2 separate regions of the Homo sapiens genome follow, and region 2 is linked to region 1. Evidence: read pairs that join two places in POLR2A ChIA-PET (ENCODE). Cell type or tissue: GM12878. All regions are shown on one strand. Each heading gives the region's core, and the rest is flanking DNA. Links, peaks and the distances in the headings are about the cores only. Region 1 holds the start of MEOX1 (mesenchyme homeobox 1). Region 2 has its middle 36 kb from the start of MAP3K14.

The links. Peaks named below come from ENCODE experiments on the same cell type or tissue, not always from the same donor. Only the 100,000 strongest peaks of a DNase experiment are listed, where the experiment ranks them.
Region 2: POLR2A ChIA-PET joins it to region 1 with 11 read pairs; 1 of 35 experiments calls an interaction of 5 or more read pairs at or near these places.

What each region holds. Positions count from the first base shown.
Region 1 is chr17:43,660,281-43,663,192 of GRCh38, reverse strand. MEOX1 (mesenchyme homeobox 1) reads left to right here and starts at 1,271. Exons shown (of 3, transcript NM_004527.4): 1 at 1,271-2,127. The coding sequence starts at 1,659. RefSeq lists an enhancer at 1,977-2,518. In GM12878, for the core only: no CTCF peak of the experiment used is centred there; DNase peaks (open chromatin) are centred at 662 and 1,262; H3K4me3 peaks cover 1,870 bases; H3K27ac peaks cover 2,191 bases.
Region 2 is chr17:45,351,836-45,354,747 of GRCh38, reverse strand. No RefSeq gene overlaps it. Among named protein-coding and RNA genes, the nearest start is that of MAP3K14, 36 kb to the right of the region's middle. In GM12878, for the core only: no CTCF peak of the experiment used is centred there; a DNase peak (open chromatin) is centred at 1,507.

The DNA of each region.
Region 1 (2,912 bases), core at 236-2,735:
CTGGGTGCCCTTCGGCTCCTCCTAGGAGCATCTCCTGCACCCACCCCCCAGGGCCCCACCTCCAGGCTGCAGAGCTAAGACCTAGGGGCCCCTCCTCAGGGAACCCTCGCCGTCTTTGGAAGCAGCCAGCAGAGACGCTGCTGTTAAGGTCCATGCCTGTTTCTGCCCCCATCCTGCTGCTCTGGGCCATGGGAATAACCAGTGGGGAAGGAGTTCTGGCCCCTGGGTGTTAGGAATGTCGTCCTCCAAGAAATTGCATTAACCCTCTGAGAGACCAGCAGGGCGCAGCCATGAGGAAGACTGGGCATCAAGATGGCACTTGGGCTGGCTGCCCTGTGATGTGCACCAGCCCGGAGACCCACGTGCCTGCTTGCCAAAGAGGCTCCTTTGGGGAATGAGGAGCCCCTGATTCCTATTTCCCTACCCCAAATTCCTCGGAAGCCTCCGCCTCTGGGGGATGAGAAAGGGAAGCAGGTGGGTGGAGGTGAAGGGGGCAGGGAGCAGGTGGGAGGAGACCCGAAGAAACTTCAAGGACCTTATTTAAGAGCCTTGCCATTGCTGTGAAGAAAAATGACTTGAAACCTCTCTAGAGAAGAGTGTGGCTAATTGGCATGTATGTTGGAGGTTAAAGAGCGGAAGGAAGAATCTGATTGTTTTTTTAAGTTACTGAGAAAGTGAGAATGTCACTCTGGGCAGAGAGAAATTCTTTTTTTCTAGAGTGTGCCTTTCTTTGTACTGCAGACCACAGTGGGCCGCTGAGACTTGCAAAAAAGATTTCTTTTAATCCACCTTCCTTTTTCGCAGGCAGCAGTAGAAGGGCCTTTAAATCAAATGCAATCACCAAGCTTGTCTCTTGCTCTTATTCCTCACTTCACTCCCTGGAATTTGGCATTTGATGGATTCTGGATCTGACTTAAGGCTTTTTCTAAATCCAAGACTTGGGGAATTTTGTTAACAGTGCAATAAAAATAACTTCATAGTGTTACAGGAGGCACATTAAAGACGGTGTGTGTGTATGTGTGTGTGTGCTGCTCTCTTTCCTTAAAAAAAAAATACAGACAATGTTTCTTTAAAAGTCTCCATCTGCAAATCCCATTAGATGTGCATATAAGGTTTCTGATGATTAATAGTTGCCTGCTAGGGTTTTGGTTGGAGGGGATCTTGTGTGTGTGGGTTAACCCCTCCCTCTCCTCTCTCACATTTCACTTCAGAAATTTGTCACTCTCTCCCCACCGCAGGATTTAAAAGTGTGTCCCAGCAGCCCTGGTCCAGCCCTCTGCAGGCATTTGCTCTGGGCTCCAGGACGAACTCCTCGTCAGCTGGTGCGTCTGGGTTGGGACAGTGAAAATGTTTAGTGTCATTGGCGACAAATACACATACAGGGGATCCCAGTAGGTAGGCTGGTGCATTGGAGGGGCAGGAGCAAGCCCGACATAGGTGTGTGCACACACATAGGAGTAGCTGGCCACATGTGTGTGTACTTTAAGGAGAGACTTTAGTTTTGGGTTTTTTTTTTTTTTTGGTTCCTGGGGTAAATTTTCTGTTGAACATTTTTCCCTCCTATTTAGTTTTTTTTCTTTTGCATTTTTAAAAATTTGAACATAAAAAGTATAAAGAATCAAATCTTTGAAAGGACCGAGGCGTGCAGCGGACAGCAGATGGATCCCGCGGCCAGCAGCTGCATGAGGAGCCTCCAGCCCCCAGCCCCTGTCTGGGGCTGCCTTCGAAACCCCCACTCGGAAGGCAATGGGGCCTCAGGGCTACCCCACTACCCGCCCACCCCGTTCTCCTTCCACCAGAAACCAGACTTCCTGGCGACAGCGACGGCAGCGTACCCTGACTTCTCAGCCTCCTGCCTGGCAGCCACCCCACACAGCCTGCCCCAGGAGGAGCACATCTTCACTGAGCAGCACCCCGCTTTCCCACAGTCCCCCAACTGGCACTTCCCTGTCTCAGACGCCCGGCGCAGGCCCAACTCAGGCCCGGCAGGGGGTTCCAAGGAAATGGGGACCAGCAGCCTGGGCCTGGTGGACACCACAGGAGGCCCAGGCGATGACTACGGGGTGCTTGGGAGCACTGCCAATGAGACAGAGAAGAAATCATCCAGGCGGAGAAAGGAGAGTTCAGGTAGGTGGCTCAGGAGCAGCTGATCATTCCTTTACTGTGTGACCCTGGGGAAGTTACTCACCCTCTCTGTGCCTAGGTGCTCTGAGCATGAATTTCTGTCTAGTCCATCCAAATGCAGGAGACTGGACCAGTTACCTTTGGGGTTTCTTCCACTGAGAGTTCTAGGATTCTCTGGTGATGGGGACCATGTCTGTGTCCCAGCACTCCTGGGCCCCAGAAAGGGTGTCCAGCAAGAGAATGAAACAGGATCAGCCAGGATTTGGAGGACACGTGAAATGGATCCTCTGGGTGCAGACTGGCGAGGGCTGGTGAGGGGCTTTCCTGAATCAGGCTGCCATTGAGTCATCCTCCTCCCCACCATGCTTTGGCCAGCCCCAAGTGGTCCTAGAGCCACAGGGCTCGCTTACCAGGGAAGTTCAGCTGAGGTTAAGGCTCTGAGAGCTAAGACTGAAGCTGGGACCCTGGGTGGCCACCCAAAGCCAAGACCCTATGTGTCCAGGAGCCTAGAGGCAGAGAAGCAGGCCTGCGGCTGGGATGGGAGAATCAAGGGGTGAGGGGGAGATGGAGGGCTGAGGTTTGGGGCAGACTGCCCACCAGATATCACCCTGCGGAGCTGGGCCATGTCCAGGCCAAGGGGACAGACAACTCAGCATGCTGAGATCTGGCTGACCCCCCAGGAAGGCAGCCCCGCAAGGAGCTGCAAGGGATGGGCAGCCTCTGAGAGAGTCAGGGAGGCAGGCAGCCAAGGGAGTCCGTGCTGGAGTCCCAGAGGCTGGAGGATGAGA
Region 2 (2,912 bases), core at 260-2,759, 1.7 Mb before region 1:
CAGGAAGGCAGGCAGGCAGGAGGGAAAGCAGGAAGGCCACCTTTATTTAAAAAACAGAACCTGTCCCTCCTCAGGAATGTCCTTTCCTTCCCACCTCTCCATCAGTGCCATGCTCTCCTCCTTGTGACAATTGGAAGCGTATCCCTGCTCCTCTCCAAGGCCATTTGCTCCACAAGTGCAGTAGACGCTGTCTCCTCTCACCTCCTTAATAACTGATTGGACTCGTAAGACATTCTCCCTCCTCTGCCATCACCAGCCTCTGTCTCTGAATTAGATCCTTTCAGCTGGGCGTGGTGGATCATGCCTGTAATCCCAGCACTTTGGGAGGCCGAGGCGGGTGGATTATTTCAGCTCAGGAGTTCCAGACCAGCTTGGCCAACATGGTGAAACCTTGTCTCTACTAAAAAATACAAAAAAATAAAAAATAAATAAAAATGAGCCGGGCGTGGTGAAGCACGCCTGTAATCCCAGTTACCTGGGAAGCTGAGGCAGGAGAATTGCTTGAGCCTGGGAGGCGGAGGTTTCAGTGAGCTGAGATTGCACCACTGCACTCCAGCCTGGGTGATAGAGTGAAACCCCGTCAAAAAAAAAAAAAAAAAAGATTTCATTTGCCTCTACTATCTTCCATCTTTTAAAATTCCTCTCCTGACGCATGTGCACATGCAACTACTGTGCCATTGCTTTGCTCCCTCTGCCTCAATTTCCATTCATTATTATCATTATTTATTTATTTATTTATTACTCTGTCTCCCAGGCTGCAGTGCAGTGGCATGATCTCAGTTCACTGCAACCTCTGCCTCCCAGGTTCAAGCAGTTCTCCTGCCTCAGCCTCCTGAGTAGCTGGGACTACAGGTGCGCGCCACCACCCCTGGCTAAATTTTTGTTTGTTTGTTTGTTTGTTTGTTTTTAGTAGAGATGGGGTTTCACCATGTTGGCCAGGCTGGTGTCAAACTCCTGACCTCGTGATCTGCCCACCTTGGTCTCCCAAAGTGCTGGGATTACAGGCGTGAGCCACCATGCCCAGCCCCCATTCATTCTTCAACCCACTTCAACAGCCATCTCGGCCCAGGAAAATCACATGCTAGGACGACACAGAGAGACATAAAGAGCCTGAATACCCAGTGATGCCAAGGAAATACAGAACCAGCCCAGGACTACCTACTTCCAGGCTTCTATTTTGTGTAAGTGAAATAAGTTCTATCTCATTTAAGCCATTGCTATTTGGGGTTTGCTCTTACGTCAACTGGTCAACTGAATCTTCAGTGATAGATCTTATCGCTCCTACTAGGCTGAAAGCAATTGAGGGCAATGGCTGTACTTATTTGCTTCAAGTGCTTTTAAGAACATAGGTTCTAAGTAAATGCTTGTTGGGGTGAATGAGATCTTGAAAATTAGCCAGACGCATCACCCTAGAAGATGGAGGACCCACGCTGAGCACCAGCCTAAGGTTAGTGGCCAGGATTCCTTTGTTCTGTGGATAAGTGTGGTCACGTGTGGGATGGGGAAGCCAAGGGGAAACACACTGAGGAGGGAAGAGGAAGCGAGAGGTGGAGGTAATGAGTCATGCTTGGTCTCCTCCTGGGTGTGAGGAGGCTGATGAGCCTTATTGGTCAGGGGGTGCAACTGGAGTTCCATCCCTAGGTTTCTTTTCTTACAGTTTTATTGAGATTATAATTCACATACCATACAATTCACCCATCTACAGTGTACAATTCGGCTGGGCATGGTGGCTCATGCCTGTAATCCCAGCACTTTGGGAGGCCGAGGTGGGTGGATCACTTGAGCTCAGGAGTTCAAGACCAGCCTGGCCAATATGGTGAAACCCCATCTCTACTAAAAATACAAAAATGAGCTGGGCGTGGTGGGGGGCACCTGTAGTCCCAGCTACTCGGGAAGGTGAGGCAGGAGAATCGCTTGAACCCAGGAGGCGGAGGTTGCAGTGAGCCGAGATTGTGCCACTGCACTCCAGGCTGGGCGACAGAGCGAGACTCTATCTCAAAAAAAAAAACCATTTAAAACATTAGCCTGGTGTGGTGGCACATGCCTGTAGTCCCAGCTACTTGGGAGACTGAGGTGGGAGAATTGCTTGAGCCTAGGAGGTTGAAGCTGCAGTGAGTCATGATCACCCCACTGCACTCCAACTTGGGCAATAAAACAAGATCTCCCCCACAAAAAATTAAAATTAAATCAAAAATAAAATAATAAGGTGTACAATTTAATGATTTTTAGTATATTCACAGAGTTGGGCAACCATTGCTACAATCAGTTTTAGAACATTTTTATCACCTGAAAATGAAACCCCATACCGGTTAGCAGTCATCCCCCACTTCCCCAACCCTCATTTTAATCCTAAGCAATCATTAATCTACTTTACATCTCTATGGATTTTTACTCCTTCTGAACATTTCAAATAAATGGGATTATACAGTACATGGCCTTTTGTGCCTGACTTCTTTCACTCAGCATGCTGTTTTCAAGGTTAACCCAGGTCATAGCATGCATCAAAACTTCATTCCTTTGCAAGACTAAAATAATAGCCTTGTATAGATATATCACATGTTATTCATCCATTCATCAGTTGATGGGCATTTGGGTTGTTTCCACCTTCTTTGGCTATTATGAATAATACTGCTATGAACATTCACATGCAAGCGTTCTTGTGTCTGTATATTTGTAGTTATCTTGGGTAGGTACCTAACTTGGAGCGGAATTGCTGGATCATACAACTCTGTGCTTAACCTTTTGAGGAGCTGCCAGTCTGTTTCCCAAAGCAGTTGCACTGTTCTATATTCCTATCATCATGTTTTCTCCCCCACATCCTTGCCAACAATTGTTATTGCCTGTTTTGGTCTTTTTAATCTCAGCCATCCTAGTAGGTGTGAAATGATATTTCATTATGGTTTTAATTTACA